Linked DNA regions of Homo sapiens: region 2 is linked to region 1. Evidence: chromatin loops called from intact Hi-C (ENCODE). Cell type or tissue: prostate gland. All regions are shown on one strand. Links, peaks and the distances in the headings refer to the core of each region. The heading gives the core; the rest is flanking DNA. Region 1 holds the start of LINC00365 (long intergenic non-protein coding RNA 365). Region 2 overlaps SLC7A1 (solute carrier family 7 member 1).

Region 1 (8,451 bases), core at 354-8,353:
AAGGAAGTGGGGAATCATCAGATATAAATAAATGGTAAGGTTATAAACCCAAGCATCACCAGCAGCTACCACTTTTAATAAATCTGAGAAAAATATCCCCCTTTGCTGACTCAGAGCCATGCCCAGGTTGTCTTTAGCTGTGGCCACGTCTCCCAGCCACCCACATTGCTGCCATCTCTGGGGTTGTGCCCCTCCCTCCTCACTGCGCCCTATTAAAACAATCATCTATAAAGCCACAAAGTGAGGGCTCAGACTAAACCTTGAATACATCCTTGTGAATGCATGGGCTGGCCTCCAAGGCAGCCCTGTCCCCTGCTATGACTCTGCCCACCCCATAGCTCCTACCCTCCACCGTGTTTCCTGGGTCCATTTTTGCAGCTGGGACAGAGAGGGGCAGCTCCAAGTGAGACGGGAAGGTCAAGGGGGCTGTGAAAAGAGACTCCCTCCTTCACACCTGAGGATCTGATCTTACCCAGATTGTTTTTTCCTCACAGAGAAACTCCTCTGGCCCAGTTTCCCATATTGATCTAATCAGCAGTCCAAACATAATTTTGGGACTGTCAAAACAAGACCCGCAGGCCTGACATAGACAATTAACATAAGTCAGGGCAACCCACCTGCCACTTCCCGTCTCTCCCCGACGTCTCGTCAGGATGTTAGCAAAGCCAGTACCCGTTACGGGTGGCAGTATCACCAGGAGCACGCTGTTGAGCAGGGGACTCCTGACATGAGGCTGGAAGCTATAATTACCCGGTGTATAATTTGGTTGCTAAATGGATTGTTGACAAAGGTGTGCATGATGAAATCACAGGCATGTTAGAGCTGAGAGGCAGGCGGGGTCAGGGAGGAGGCAGGCAGTCGTTAACTCCCCACCTCCCTCCAGGCTCCCCTCTGCCAACTGCCGCCACCGCCACCACAGCAGACTCTGACCTCGCTGAATCACCTGGGCCTCGTGTTCCATGACGTTCAGGAAATACCTGGCCTTCCTCCCTCAGGTTTCATCTCGTAATAACTCCCAGCAGAAGCAGACTCACCTTGGCACAGCACTGGGGATGGAGTTCTGATGTCACAGGCCCCTGGGGTTAGCCTGCAAGGGAAAGGAGCCCAGAGGAAAGCTTAGTGGCCCAAGAGGCCAGAAGGGGAGGTCAAAGTCACAGTTTATTCCAGGGAGGTGCTCCATGAGGGTCCCCCCAAAGGGATCAGGCCTGGACATGGGGCACTTCATACATCCACCCGCAGCTGAAGTAAGGAAATCGAAGACCATCTCATTAAATTTGCAGGGAACATAAGGAGGAGGGGAGAAGGGACATTGCCTTCTTTGCACAGTGGCTGAGATGTCAAAGAGTCATTCTAAAATCAGAAAAATGACTTGTCAAAAACAAGCTGACATGCAATAAGGACAAAGAGAGGTGGCCCACTCGAAAATCTACAAAAAGCTAAGGACAAAAAATGTGAATAATGGGATAAACACACAAAAGCCCAGGAGGTCAGATTATATCTCAGCTCAAATGTGCCTTTGTAATAAAACGCTATTGTAAAACAAAAGAGCATAAACTCTAACATAATTTATGTGCATTTATGTTAAAAGAATTTAAGAAATTAAGAATAAAAGAATTTACCAAGAAATAATCATTCTAGTGCTAACAATCCAAACTTTGGAAAGGCATGGGAGAATTAGACAGGGTCTGTGAACAGGAAACAAAAGTGGCAAAGAGATGGAAAGTTCCAAGAGTGAAGAAACGGTAACTCATTCAAAAGCATTCAACACATTCAAAAGTGTTCACGCTACACAAAGGCATGTGCGAGGTGGTTCGGTCCTGAGAGCACACTCGCTGTTCTCGGGAATTCTAGGCAACATGGTGCTGATTTCTGTCTAACATGGGTCTTTCTGGACTTTATCTTAGGAATTTAGTTAATAAAGCACTGAGATAATATTAACAGAAGTTTCATTTGCAGAGTGGTCCCACTAGCCCTGCCAGAAACCCACAAAAACACTGGTGACTGGGCAGTCACAACCAACTCCCCTCTCTCTGTGACAGCAACACTCAGCAGACATTCATGGCACCCGCTGGACTGCAGCATGATGGAAAACCTGAGCACTCATATGACAAACAAGACGAGGTCCACTCCAGCCTCGCAGAAGTGAGTGGTAATAAAGGAAGCTGCAAGAGTATACGGTAAATTCCAACCAACATCAGGGGCCTTGAGGATGGACAGGACAACTCTCCACTTTGGCAGGAAGGCAAAACATGACTGGCAAGACCCTTTCATCTCCAGCAGCCACAGAGCAGCCTGAGATTGTCCAGAAGCCCAGAAGCTGCTCTGTCCAGGGACCTGCCCCGTCATCCTCCCAGGCGAAGTGAAGGCCAAATAGCCCAAGAGACGGCCATGTAGTCCAGCTGCCGACCTCTTGTTCCATCTGGCCTGACTGCTGACTCTGAGCATGTGGTCCAGAACCTCCCAGCCTGCCCCCTGTTGAGTGAAGAGTTTGGGCCTAGTCCCTTCTCTCCATTGTCCTCACACAGCTTCTAAATTCCTGCCACGGAGTTGCAGGGGCCAATCTCAAGCTACTGCTAAGACAGATGAGACCCTTGCTCCCTTGCCACCTGCAGGGTTCCCGCTGAACCTTGCTGCTTTGTCTCAGAGGATCCTGGGTCTGCACACGCGCAAACAGCAGCTGGACTTCGGCAGCTTCCATTATGAAGGGAGGAGCCACGAAGAGGGAAGGAGGGGGCAGCTTTGGTTCCTACATTCCAGAAAACATCAAAAACACATGCCTGATGCACATGACTTCATCCATCCTCTCTCCACCCACAGGAGAAGGGTTCCTAACACCAGCCACACTGAACAGATGAGGGAACTGAGGCACAGACTGCTCACAGGGAGCTTGGAAGGCCCAAGATTTCCTGCAGGCAATCTGGCACCGGAGTCTCTGCTCTGAACCATGCTGCCTGCTGGCATCAGGTGAGCATGGCACTCATTGACTTACTGTTCAAACCTAAGGTGCTTCAGTGTGAATTCATTAATCTCTCCATTCATAAAAAAGTCAAAACAAATGAATAAAAACATTTATCAAGTACCTGACTTATGCCATTCATTATGCTGGTAAGTGGAATCTTTTATGTGAAATGAATACCTGTTGAATGCCACTAGTTTTAATCCTCACAACCAATAAGGTAGGTAGTATTAATAATTTTCCCATTATTATTATTATTATTATTATTATTTGAGACAGAGTCTCCCTCTGTCATCTAGGTTGGAGGGCAGTGACATGATCACAACACACTGCAGCCTCAACCTCCGGTGCTCAAGGGATCCTCCTTCCTCAGCTTCTTGAGTAGCTGGGACCACAGGTGCATGCCGCAACATCTAGCTAGGTTTTGTTGTTGTTGTTGTTGTTGTTTCTTGTTTTTTGTAGAGACAGGGTCTCATTATGTTATCCAGGCTGGTCTCAAACTCCTGGCCTCAATGAATCCTCCTGCCTTGACATCCCAAAGTGCTGGGATTGCAGGCTTGAGCCACTGCACCCAGCCATAAATTTTCTCACTTCAGAAAGAAGGAAACGGAGGCTCAAAGAGTTCAGCTATGAATCCCACTTTGCTTGGACAGTGATTCAAACAAAGGCTTGCTGGGAAGAGCCAGCCCCTCAAAAGGCTGACAGAAGAGAGTTTAATGAAGAGATGATTTACAGAGGCCTGGGGAGGCATAAACAAACTAACTAGGGATGGCAGAGCTGGAAGCCGTTTCACCCTGAAGCCTGAAGGGGCAAAGGCAGAAAGCGGTGTTCTAGCAAACCAGGGAGAGCTAGCAGCAGGGCATGGGGCTGCCTAACTGGAGCTGGGGCCCCAGAAGGACCCACCACTGCCAGCAGGGGGAGAACAGAAGAGACACCCTCACTTCTCTCCCTTCCATCCAATGGCCAAGCCCAGCTAAGAAGCAAGAGGGCAAGAGAGGGGAACAGGGACTGGAGCAGGTCACAAAGAACAGCTTCTAGGGGTCTGCACAGGGCAGAGAAGGACGAAGAACGAATGGGGACGGGAAATAGCTGGAGACCATGCAGCACGAATGGTGAAACATGGAGCCAGGATTGGGAATCACTGCACAATCCAGCTTTTCCCAGTGAATATAAGAGTGCAGAGCACTCAGTGTTAAAAGATAAGCCTGATGTGACTCTGGACCCCGCAGACTAAAGACAGTATGGACGGTTCAGGAGAACATTTTCAAGTAATGCATAAACCATCTGTTGTCCTGCCCTTTCCTTTGTACACTAAGGTGGAGGAGACATCGCTGTAACCTACAGCCTCCCTCTCCCAACCTGGCAATACCCCAGGGGAACAAATGAATGAGAAGCTGTGGGAGTCATTTCTGTAGCCATTTCTCCCATCCTGATGCCGCACGGCTCCAAACCCAGAACTAAATTAAGATGCAGCGCCACAGTTCTTGGCCTGGGAAATTTGGCATAATAAGCATTCCAGGTCACAAGCACCTTTTCATCTTCTTCTCTGCGGAAGCCCCTCTTTTTCCAACATTATGTCATACAACTCAATTGACACGGTCCCCCGCCTACAGACATGCCGGTGTATTCAGCAGAGACGTGAGACTTTGCTCAGCCACTGCAGAGGGAGAGCCTGCACCTGGGAGGCAGGGAGCCCTGCAGGAACGAGGGGAGGAAGAGATTAGGAAGCACGTGCTCTCCTAAAGAGAACAGCCACTGAAGATGTCTAACAGAAAAACGAGAGCTCCTGGTAATAATCACTTTAGCATCGATCAATTATAATTCCTCGATTAGATCACATACTGCTCATTACCATTAAAAAACAAAACAAAACAAAACCCTGACTTTTCCATTAGAGTCAGAGCAGTAGGTTTCATTTTGATTGAAAAACTCCAACTTCAAGAATGAATGAACGCATTCCAGCCGAATCAAAGCCTGAGCTGAGGCTGCAGACATTTTGTTTCCTCCCTGCCTCTACCCGGGGCGTCATCTAGCGTCCGCCCTTAGGTACTACACTCTCCTGCCAACGTAAGCCTTTTACTCCAGAGTTGGTTTCAGTAGAAAATCATGAGACCTGACAGGAGAAAAAAAAAAACTGGCCTCAATGATAGATATTTTTCAAAAGCGGTTGAGCAATAAAGACTTCCCATTTATTGGATTTCACACATGATTTTGCTTGAGCCAAACCAAAGACTCATGACTCCTAAAAAACAATGAATAGACAGAGTACAGAGTGCTTGGGCATTTTTCTCAGGGCTCTCTGTTCTTCGGAAAGATGTTTATGTGCAAAAATAAAAACCTGACTGATTTACATACGGAATAGGAACACACATTTTTCAAGGTGTGGTATCTTACAAGTAACATTTATTTGGACCCCTCTTAGGGCTGAATTTTACCCCTCTCCCCACCCCCCCCCAAAAAATCCTGTTGCCGTCTAGTGCCTCAGAATGTAACTGTATTTGGAGATAAGAGCTTTACAGAGTTAATTAAGTTAAGATGAGGTCTTAGAGTAGGCCCTAATCCCATCTGACTGGTGTCCTCATACAAAGAGGAAATCTGGACATAGACAAGTGCATGCACAGAGGAAAACCCATGTGAGCACACAGCAAAAGGCAGCCAAGGAGGCCCTGGAGAAACACGCCCGGACTACATCTTTATCTCGGACGTCCAGCCTCCAGAACAGTGAGAACATCTATGTCTGTTGTCTAAGCCACCCAGTCTATGATATTATACTATGCCTAGCAAACTGATATACCCCCCAAACTCCCCCCACCCCCTAAGCTGGGCAAATGTTAGGTGACTTTGATGCTGAGAGTGCCTGAAGCAAACTCTTTATCTGCTCTTTTTGTACACAAGGACTCTTGAACCACTCTTGAACCCGGAAGTCTCTGGCAATGGCTTGGGGATCCCACTTTGCCTACTCCTCGCCCCCGTCAATAGGGGAGTTGTTATCTCTTAAACCACTCCGGGAACCTCTCCTCTCTGGGTGGAGGTTAAGGGGACTCAGTCGGGGAGTTAAGTGACAAGGGTGCCTCTGGCAGAGCCTAGGTGTGTAAGCTTTGGCAAATGACCAGGCCTCGCTGAGCCCTGATTTTGTCCTCTGTAAAATGAGAGTGATCGGATTCCTTGGAGCACGAAATGCCTTCAATGTGGGGCTTAGCACGGGTCTGGCTCACAGTAACTGCTCTCACGCTCCACTAGCCACTCCTTAGCAGGAACGTGGGCACGAGAATTCCCAAACTTCCTCGAGTCAGTGTTCAGAACCCCGCCCTCCCTTTATCTTCAAAGGAGAAGGGAGAGCAGTGGGTTACAAGGGTCAGCTTTTAAATACCCCTGCTCTCCCTTGACCACAGACCCTGGGGAGTTTCCCCAGCTAAAAACGAAGTTTAGAAAATTGCTTGCAATGACCCATGATTTCAAGGGCCCCAGTGAATGACAGATCTATTGAGGATAGGGCCCCCTGGCTGGAAATTTAGAAACATTTTGTTTTTGTAAGAGGAAAAAAAGGGCAGAGAGGCACGAGGGCTGCAGGGGATGGCTCTGGAAGGACACTGCAGCGAGGCTGCCAGACTCCTTGGAACCGCAGCGCCGACGCAGCCATTTCCCAGGGAGATCAATCCTCTGGCAGGTCCATTTCCTCCGCCGCGCGGGCGGCTGCGGGAGGCGGCGGCGGCGGCGGGGGTGGCGGGAGCCATTAGTGACTCTGTGACCCCGTTCACCGAGCGCGTCCCCGCCCAGGTGCTCGCTGCCCGGCGCCGCGCCGTCCACCCCCGGCCGGGGCAGGTCGCGGGGCCCAAGCTGGTTCAAGCCCCCGTCGCTCGTCGCCTGGCTCTGCGCCAGGCCCCGTGCCCCTGGCTGCAGGCCGGCACCCCGCGAGCCGCAGCGCCCAGGCAGGCGAGCGCCGCTGCAACCTGCAAGCCTGAGTCAGCTCGCGGCGCGTGAGGCGCGCGCACTGCGTCCCCGCGCAGCCGTCGCAGCCAGGTGCTGGCCCGGAGCGCTGCGTCCCCAGACAGAAACCACGGCTCCCCCTGGCGGACACCGGTTCCCCAGCGCTGGGCTTTCCCCTTCAGTAGTTTAGGGGTAGTTTTCAGCTAAAGAAAACAGTGGACGCATTTTCCCATCAGAGGGCTTGGTGGCAGGATTCCCACAGGCTTAAGGAATGAAAGAAAGGAGATGCGATAGAAAGGAAGAATGGTAAGTAAGGCCCGGAAAGTGCAGGCAGAGAATGTTATGCACCTGCATGTCGTGAACCCAATGGCAACGAAACACTTACTTGTCTGCGGGGCAAATATAGCCGCGTTGGCTCTTTCTCCTGGAACCACGGATACTTTGGCAAGGAATGAATGAGTTATAAATGCAACGTTTTCTTAAATATATTAAATACATAACACTGACCTTCACAAAGGCTTTTATCTGGAATAAGGAATGAATAAGTAGGGTAATGAATAAGAAAGTTAAATTAAAGCACCATAGAACACAGTTTGAGTAACTTTAAAAATTTTTATTTACTTAATTTAATGAAAACAAATGATAAGTAAAATGTCTTTATATGAACATCTGAAAAAGCTTATAACTCTAAATGGCAATCCTAATCCAGCTGCTATAGTCAGGCTGCTATAGCAAAATACCCTAGACTGGTAGCTTATAAACAATAGAAACTGATTTCTCACAGTTCTTGGGGCTGGGAAGTCCCAGATCAAGGTGCCAGCTGATTCAGTGTCTGGGGAAAGCCTGCTCTCCGGTTCATAGATGGTGCCTCCTAGCTGTGTCCTTACCTGGGAGAAGGAGGAAGAGCGTTCCCTGGGATCTCTTCTATAAGGGCACTAATCCCGTTCATCAGGGTGACCTAATCACTTCCCAAAGGCCCTGCCTGCTAATGCCATCACCTTGGGAGTTCAGTTTTAACGTGAATTTTGAGAGGACACAAACATTCAGACCTTAGCAGCAGCCTTTTGTTTTATTCCCCGAATACAATGTATAAATGTGGAAATGCCTGGGAATTTCAGCCATCTAAGTCAGGCAGTTAGCTTTGTGATATGGACTCCCTCTTGTAACTTACTCTGTGTGGACATCTGTTCTGTTGATTGTGTACAGAGTTGAATTTCACAGAGGCTGACGCAGCAGTGATCATTCAGACATTTCTGAATGGACGGCAAAAGAAGGAGGAGGAGGAGAAAGTAAATACCAATGACTTACTTTGCAAAGTAAATTGACAGATCCTTTGTAGACCAAATCAGCAAGGTTGGGTTGTGTCCCTCTGGGCCTGGGTTTCCCACCTCTTGTAAAACCGGGAGAGGCAGAGAAGCTAAGACAGATGGTGGGTCTCCTGGGAGGCTCAGGGCCGAGCCGGCCTCAGAGGAAGTCTCTTCATCAGCACTCGGCAGCAGCAGCGTGGAGACTGTCCTCCACCCTTCCTGAAGCCACCAGCTTGGATGGCCCAGGCTTTCTTCCCATCA
Region 2 (8,451 bases), core at 396-8,395, 550 kb before region 1:
AAACTACAATTAGTTTAATTTATCCTTTGACATAAATATTGTCTTGAAATTTCCATGAGTTTTTTGTTAAAAGCATTGGGCTAAGAGACTGAAATAACTTTTCTGTTCAAGGAGAGTGATGGAGGACAGAAATCAAAACCTAATGTGCACAATAAAGACCTCAGCGTCCCTGGAACCACAAGGGCAGGCCCCAGGCATCACCGAAGAATCCAGAACTGCCCTCTGAGGCTCTCGAGGTCTGAGGCCCTTCTGCCCCTTTTGTGATGGGCCCCACACATGGCACCACCGGACTGCATCAATGGCTGACCATCCCAGCGGCTGTTCTGCAGACACACTGAAAGCTGCAATTCCCAAAGGGTTTTCTGGACCACAGAAACGGGGGCATCCCCTCTGTCCTTGAGCCTTCCAGTCCTGAAAGTCCAAATCTTAGATTTATCCAGACTCTTGTTAACTGCAGTAATACAGAGTAATGGCAAGGCTCACAAATGGATGGTACTAGAAACCAAAACTGTCAAGTATCACGTTCCCCTGCATTCCTGACGGACCCACACTTCCTGACTTCCGTAGTTCCATCCCAGCATAGCATATTCTCAGCCTGCCAGTTTCCCAATGATCACGCCCTGTCCTTCACCTGATGACAGTGAATGTTCCAGCTGTTACTCAACAGTTCCCAGGCAAACTCATAGAATGGATTCGTCTCCACGTGAGAATGTCAATAGTTCTTCCCCTACTTTCTTTAAGATTATTTCATTTTATATTTCACATTGACAGACAAAATTGTATGTATTTACTATGTACAACATCATATTTTAAAGTGTATACACAGGTTGGGTGTCTCTGATCCAAAAATCCAAAATCTGAAATGCTTCAAAATCTGAAACTTTGAGCACCAACATGATGCTCAAAGGAAACGCTCGCTGGAGCATTTTCAGTTTCAGACTTTTTTGGATTAGGAATGTCCAACTGGTAAGTATAATGCAAATAGTTCAATCTGAAAAAATCCCAAATCCGAAATGCTCCTGGTTCCAAGCATTTTGGATAAGGTATCCTCAACCGGTACACTGTGAAATGACTGAACCTGGCCAACTAACATATGCATTACCTCGCACAGTTATCATTGTTGTGGTATTCTCCTAATTTCTAATATCTGTCATGGTTCCACTGTTATTTGGAACCTATACCAGTTCCTGTCCAATCCCTGAGGCAGCAATAAAATGTAAACGCAAAAGCTGTTGAAAAGACCACACAATCTATATAATATTTGTGGTTCTATAATACTTACAAATGCTAAAGGAAATGTGGTCAAGGAAGAAACAGTAAGATATTTATCCTACCTCCAGCCCTTCAATAATTAAAATTACTCCAGCTCATTTTGCACCCAGGAAAAGACCATTTGGCTCAAAATTGCATGATTCATCCTTCCTTTGAGATGCAAAATACTCTGAGAAAAGGCTACAAACTCCTTCTGTGCTGTGCACTGCAAAAGGCTAGAGAAAGCCATTCTAACCAACTGGTGTAAATCTAATGATGGCTCCAAAAGGGGCAACGAGAGAGGCCGGGAGGACAGAGTCGGGGGCTGCAGTGCAGTGGCTCTCAACTGGGGGTGACTCTGTCCCTGAAGGACATCTGACAATGTCTGGAGACATTTTAGGTTGTCGCAATTGAAGGATGGTGGTCAACTAGCAGGCAGAGGCTAAGGATACAGCTAAATCCTACCATGCACAGGGCAGTTCCCTCAACAAAGAATGATCCATGATGTGCCAAGGTAGAGAAAGCCTGCCTTACCGTGTGCAACGGTGGACGGCAAAATGTTCTACAAATTTACTTAAGTGGGTTTTTTGATGTTTCACTATTTAAATTGTAATATTAAAAATTACAAATATTGTCTGCAAAATAGGCACAAACATATTTACAGGAAAGCGAAACTCTGTCATCACGCCCCTGGAGAACACCCTCGATGTCCCTGAACCAGATAGGAGAATAACTAAGAAGAAACAGGGGAAGAACAGCAGTAAAGGATGAAAAGACGTAGGAGACGAAGACAAGTTTCCCATCGCAATGAATCCAGGCTCTGGTTTCTAAGAGTGAAACTGACAGCTTGTCCAACTGTTGGGGATGCCTTCGCCCTGCAGGCAGCATGGAGAAGATGGGCAGCTTGAAGAGACGGGACTGCCAGCACTACCCTGTGCTGTCCATGGGTCTCCCAGCACATGCAGGGATACCCATCCCCACTTTATGGATGAGATGCTGATGCTCAGGAAAGGTAGCTCAACTCTGAAACTAAGGCACCACTGCCAATTTATTAAAAAGTCCTCCTGTCACAAAAAAGACAGGGTTTTGGTGCTCCTGGGGGAAGGCCATCTTGAGCCGGTGAGAGGCAGTTTTCACCATGGGGAGGGCAGCTTCTCTCCAAGTGATGCTCTGCCGGCCAATGAGAATTTAAAAACACCAAGTCCTAAGCTCGGAGAGCTGGAAGGACCACACAGTCACGGAATGCCAGAATCCTCTCAAGATGGTAAAAGGAAAACCATGACTAACACAGGAAAATAGTGGGGAGAAAGAGGAAGGGAGGACAAGGGCTGGAGGAAGGGGTGGTCTGGAAGAATACACTGATTTTCCACTCAGTCATTTCCCGCCTTCCATTTGACATGCTCTCACCAACTATCCTGCACAGCTCACCTCTGGCTCAGCCAACAATAAATGCACCCGTGAAGTCAGTTATAGGCCCACTGACAATAATAATAACAAAGGCTAACACTGCTATTAAGTGCCTACGATGCACCAGTGCCCTCTCCTAAGGCACTTCTTCTTAAATGAGTATGTAATCTCATTTAATACTTAAGCCAAGCCTTTGAAGGTTATACAGCTGTTACAATTGCTTCACATGTGAAAAAACCAGCTGCATAAAGTAGGTTCTATGAAGCGGAATCTCGGCTCAAACCTCAGTGTGTGCGTCTAACTCTAAATCCACGATGCTCCATTATTTTCAATACTACTGAAACTCTATGCCAGACTTATAATAGCTCCCCTAGGGCAAGAGCCATAATGAAATTATAGTACAAGTTTAATTAGATGCAAGGACGATCCTCCCACTTAGCAAATGCAGTCAGAGGCAATGGGATGAGGAGGCACAGGTCCTGAGGAAGACATTGATATCAATCCCTGCTCAACCATGGACTAGCTGAATAAGCCTGGGCAAATTACTCTGAATCTCAATATCCTGCCTTCTCCAATGCAGAAAATACTGCTACATTCACAGAATTATTTAAGAAAATAAATAGAGATTACATATATAAATATATTAAGCACTTTTCAAAAGAAATACATTCTTAGATAATTTCTTTGAATAAATGACATGCTTCCAGAAATACTTTCCCTCCATTACATTCTGTTCTTCAACTGCACTGGCTTGTAGCTGGCATTCTGAAATTTCTCTGCCAAATAGCTAATAAACTACACAAAGAGATAAATGCAGCCAGGGGGAGCTGCTATTTAAAGAAATCCTCTAGTTTAAGTGAAGAATTGTTTGATGTGTGAATAATCAGCTCTTAATTAATGGTTTGTCAATATTTTTAAAGAATTATCTAATTAATGAGCTAACTGGGCAGACTGTGGCATCCATCCTGAATTAGGATATTGATGTTTCTGTCTGCCAGTGACTTAACCCAAAAGAGTATAAAATACAGACCTTTCCAGTGAGGAGGTGACTATGTTACTGAGAAGATAAGAGAGCTGCTCATGAAGATGCATGAGTACAATACAAACAATACAAATACAATACAGCAGGGTAATCTCAAGATGGCCAGCAGAGAGAGAAAGGAGGCCTGGGGAGTACTTCAGGGCAGGGCCAACAGACCCAGCAGGCGTTCCCAGAACAGGGCCTGGAGGAGCACAAAGGGTTCAAGGAGCACCAGGGCATTGGCCTCCCAAGAGGTGGGGAAGAGGGGGCCTGCTGTTGATGGTCTAGGCCCACCTTCTCCAGGACCTCTTATAGGTCTATGACGGTCTTCCTTAAACACACTTACACACTTTGGTCCACACTTGTACACTCTCCAGTGACTCAGTAAATCTGATCCACATACCTTTATACTCAGGATCCCTTTCTGCCATCTGCCAGGACACAGGTGGATCTCAGTCCACCACACACAAAAAGAAGCCTCTGTGCACCTACTTATGCCCTGGAGAAAAGCCCGGGAAAGACAGTGTCCCTCAAACATGCCCGGTGGGCTCCCCCAGGATGCAGACAGTAGCCCACCTTACCATTTCCCTGCTCCCAGTTCTCGGGCAGCCTCTTCAAGTTATCCCCATCCTGCTCCTCTTATCCAAAGCTTCCTAACGCAGCAGCATCTATACAGAGAAGGGATCCTGCGGTTCTGGGCCAAGGAACCATCACCCTGTCTAGACTCTCACACCTCTCAAAAGGCAGTGAGTTAGATCATTACTAACCCACCTCTTTGCTGAGTCAAAGCCAAAGTTATTTATCCTTTCTGGGGCCTAAGAGATGGTGTGGACTGTTTCGCCAAAACCCAAGAAAAGGATGGCAGCAGCGATGGTTGTACAACAATGTAAATGTAGTTAATGTGATTGAACTGCACACTTAAAAATGGCTAAGATGGTAATTTTTGTTCTGTGTATTGTCCCACAATTAAAAAATACTTACAATTCAAAACGGAAGAACAAAACAACTAAGAAGATTCCTCAAAAAGTGCACAGAGGTACAATACAGCAATTCCATTAAGGTCAATGCTCAAGATAAAGGAAAGCAAGTGTCCACATGAAAATGTACACCAATGTTCACAGTAGCATTATTCATAATAGGCAAAAAGCAGAAACAACCCAAACGTCCATCGACTGCTGAATGGATAAACGAAATGTGGTACATCCAGACAAAGGAATATTATTCAGCCATAAAAAGCAATGACATTCTGACATATGCTGCAACACGGATGAACCTTGAAAACACGATGCTAAGTGAAAGAAGCCAGACATAAAGGGTCACATTCCGTGTCATGCCACTTATATGAAATGTCCAGGATAGAGATAAAAAGGAAATAAGTGGTTGTGTACGGCTTGGCTACGGGTGGGGAATGACTGTTAATGGGTACGAGTTTCCTTTTAGGGGTGACGAAAATATTCCAGAATTAGGGCGATGGCTGCATAATCCTGTGAATTTGCTAAAAATCACTGAATTTATACTTTCAATAGGTGAGCTTTATACTATGTAAATCAGATTTATAAAACTATTTTTTGTAAAAAAAGTCAAGAGGAGCCCTATCCAAAGGGACCCCAGTATAGTTTTCCCACTAACCATGACAGGCAGATTTGAACTTGAACTTCTATTCAAGTTCGGTTGCTAAGGCAGCACTTTCTCCCACATACTTTAATTCTGCTTCAAGTCAAAACTCTACCACCCCACTCCCCTAGAAATCAATCATCATGGCTCCAGTTGCCGTTGGTAAGAGGCTCTCCACTCTACTTGCACAAGCTATTTATTACATGTAACCGTCATTCTGCTTTGAGAGTTTCACGAGGGTGAAATTAGCTCCTATTTGATAAACTCTCCCTACAACTGCCGCCTCATCTTCTGGTGTTCTGTTACATTGCAAATACAAGCTCCTGTTTTAATACGCAGCTTAAATATTTCATGGTGACAGGGCGCAGAATAATAAAAATGGGGCAGGTTGCAGCATTTTTTGGTTTAAATAATGCCATACACGTGGTTTTTAAGCTTTTAGGTCAAAACAGGGTGTGGGGGAAGGGAAGCCCTCTCACTCTGTGGATACCTATGGTCCAGGATCTCAAAAAGAATAGGGTGGCTTACATAGGTAAGCAGAAGAGTAAAAGCTCATCAGGCAGTCAAAATGGAACAGTCTGTTAGCCCAGCCCAGTATTTCCTAAGGCCATCAGGGCTCACTACCAGGGCAAAAAAGTCATCCGGGAGGATAGGAAAAGACATGCCCAACTCAGTGAGTGGGAGACAAATTTTGGGATGCTTCCCACACTGAATGTTCGGAATGCTCAAAGGGCTTGGCCGCAGCCTTTTCTCTGCCAAGGCACACCTGACAGGTAAGCTCCTGCCACACTCCTGGGTGTTTACAAGCTGCTGGGTACAACTCCCTGCAGGCGGGCATCCCTCCCACGGATGCAACCCGGACAGTGCGGCAGTTCTAAAGAAGCCCACAAAGACAAATAAGTCTCGGGTGTGGCCAGGAGCTCGGGAGAGCAGCACAGGCTCAGGCTCAAGGAGACTGACAGCCAGTAATTACCAAAGGGAATTAAGCAAGCTCTTGCAAGTCTTGGCCTCTTTTTTTTTTGGACTTAATTTGTTCTCCTGGGCCTAAATCACTAGCTGTGTTGCTGGAACGTGCATGCCCTTGAGGGTGAGGTGGCCCTAACTTCTAGGAGGGATTGACTCCAAAGAGCTCCCACCCAGGGGACAGCTCTTCACAGAGGGGCAGGGTGGGCAGGCACCCCACATGCCTGGCACCTGCCAGTCAGGACTCCATCGAAAAAATGGCTCTGCCCTCTTGTTTTCTCCTCTAAACTTACACAAAACTTCTCAAAGTGCTGAGAATATTTTCATCAATGTGAAATGCTCCCAACAGGCTACATCTAAAACGTGGGATAATCAAGGAATGTGGTGTTGGGGAGGAGTGAGCTGATCTAATCCACTCCAGACCACAGTCTACCCCGTACCTCTTCTGTGAGGTTCTGCTCTGTGTGGTATGGACACTGTCCCTTATAATATTTCTCCTTAAAGGAATCCATCTTTTAATAATTTAGGCAAATTTTTAAAAAACCACGACGATGTATTACTCTCATAAATGGAGCACCACCAAAATTACCTGGAATCAGGTCTTAAAACTCACATCCACCACTCAGCCTGCGAGAGCCAACTGTTTCCTGGAGGGCCCCGCGTAGCTACAACTATGGGTAGTGAACTCTTAAGGTGCTAGTCATCTATTTTTCCTAATACACATTAGAACTCACATACCATTAAAATAAAAACGCATGTGCATTCCCTAAAATCACCTTGCACACAGCAGTGCACAAAGCACACAGGGGAGTGACGATCTAGTCCAGGAGCTGACACACAATGGCGCTTCGCCCACTTTTGTATTGACCATGAATTATGAATGATTTTTATTTGTAAAAGATTGTGTTTTTAAAGAAGGGGAAGGAGAAAAAAGAGAAAGAAGAAAAAGGAGATGATGATCATGAGACTGAGACCTTGTGTGGCCGCAAAGCCTAAAATATGTGCTACCTGGCCCTGTAGACCACTTGCTTGATAAGCCCTGATCAAGTCCGTCCCTTTATTTTACCACAGGGCAACTCAAGTCCTAATACACCAAGTGACTCAGACGCGCCTGAACACAGGTCTCCAGGCTTCTAAGCAAGCGAAGGAAGATTACCCAACAAGCCACCAGCTTAAATTCATCAAAACGGGTCTCTGTCCAGTCACTTTGATTCCATTTTAAGAACGGACTCCTATCTAAAGCAAAGAAAAATGTGGGCTGCACAACTCATCTGACTTGTTTTTGTCCTCAGCTCAGCCGAGGGCACCTGGCTCTCTGCCCCATGTCTGAAATCGCATCCTGTTTGCCCCCAGAGCCACTCCCTGCCTTCCCCACTACGAGGCCCACCTGTATGCATCCCGAGCTCTCTGGGCACTGGCAGGGAGGAGTGAGGCGAAGGAGGACCCTCTCTGCGGGCTGTCTCATTGGAGATCGGCCCTTCACCAAGCCAGGTGCAGCCTCAAAACCATCCCTTCCCCTCAGGTTGAGGGTGTTAGAAGTGGTTAGGGCCCCCTCACTACTCCAGGCTGTGAACCCCCTGCCCTGCCTTTGTAAAAAGTCACTTTATTTAAACTCACCTCAAACTGCCCATCCTGAGAATGCACTCTGCTCCCTGCAGGGCCCCTGATGGCAACAGCCTTAGGGGCAGTGAGCTCTGGATGTCTGCAGCTACCAGGCCCACTGCAAGTGTGAGGGCTTGACCTCATGAGGCGGGGGCTGCAATAATCACATGATAGCCCTCCTCCTTCTAAATCGAGCTCCTAAGGACACCAGATTAATCACCACTAGCCCATTCTCAAGAGTACCCACAGTGAGTCTAGTGATAGGTTACAACAACACATTGCACTATCAAGACAGATTTTTAAAAAATTCTTCAATGTAATGCAATAACATCTGAGCAGCTGGTATGCAGCAGACACTGTGCTAGGTCTTTCACATACCTAGAAAAGCAACCATCAGTCCTCATTTCATAAATGAGAACACTGAACCTCAAAGAGTTTCAGCGGTGCTTATCAGAGCTCTAGGAGGCTGAGGCAGGAGTCGCCCCAAAGGCCCGCAGATCCACCTCCATGGCTGGCCAGGCTCCAACCAGCAAACAAAGCACACGGCTGCTGGCTAGCCTGGCCACAGACGTCCTGGTCACATTACACAAATT

What was found. Hi-C counts contacts between places; a loop is a spot of excess contacts. Peaks named below come from ENCODE experiments on the same cell type or tissue, not always from the same donor. Only the 100,000 strongest peaks of a DNase experiment are listed, where the experiment ranks them.
Region 2: it touches region 1 in a loop (5-fold over the local background); 2 of 110 quality-filtered maps call a loop at or near these places.

The regions. Positions count from the first base shown.
Region 1 is chr13:30,108,152-30,116,602 of GRCh38, forward strand. It overlaps LINC00365 (long intergenic non-protein coding RNA 365), which reads right to left and starts at 724. Exons shown (of 2, transcript NR_046998.1): 1 at 618-724. RefSeq lists a silencer at 6,643-6,992. In prostate gland, for the core only: CTCF peaks have their summits at 4,988 and 7,038 (motif pointing left); DNase peaks (open chromatin) are centred at 900, 4,970, 6,678, 7,000 and 1 weaker place; H3K4me3 peaks cover 1,057 bases; H3K27ac peaks cover 2,958 bases.
Region 2 is chr13:29,561,535-29,569,985 of GRCh38, forward strand. The region is part of intron 1 of SLC7A1 (solute carrier family 7 member 1); the gene reads right to left. Among named protein-coding and RNA genes, the nearest start is that of SLC7A1, 30 kb to the right of the region's middle. RefSeq lists an enhancer at 6,157-6,662. In prostate gland, for the core only: a CTCF peak has its summit at 3,505; DNase peaks (open chromatin) are centred at 6,077 and 8,379; H3K27ac peaks cover 3,067 bases.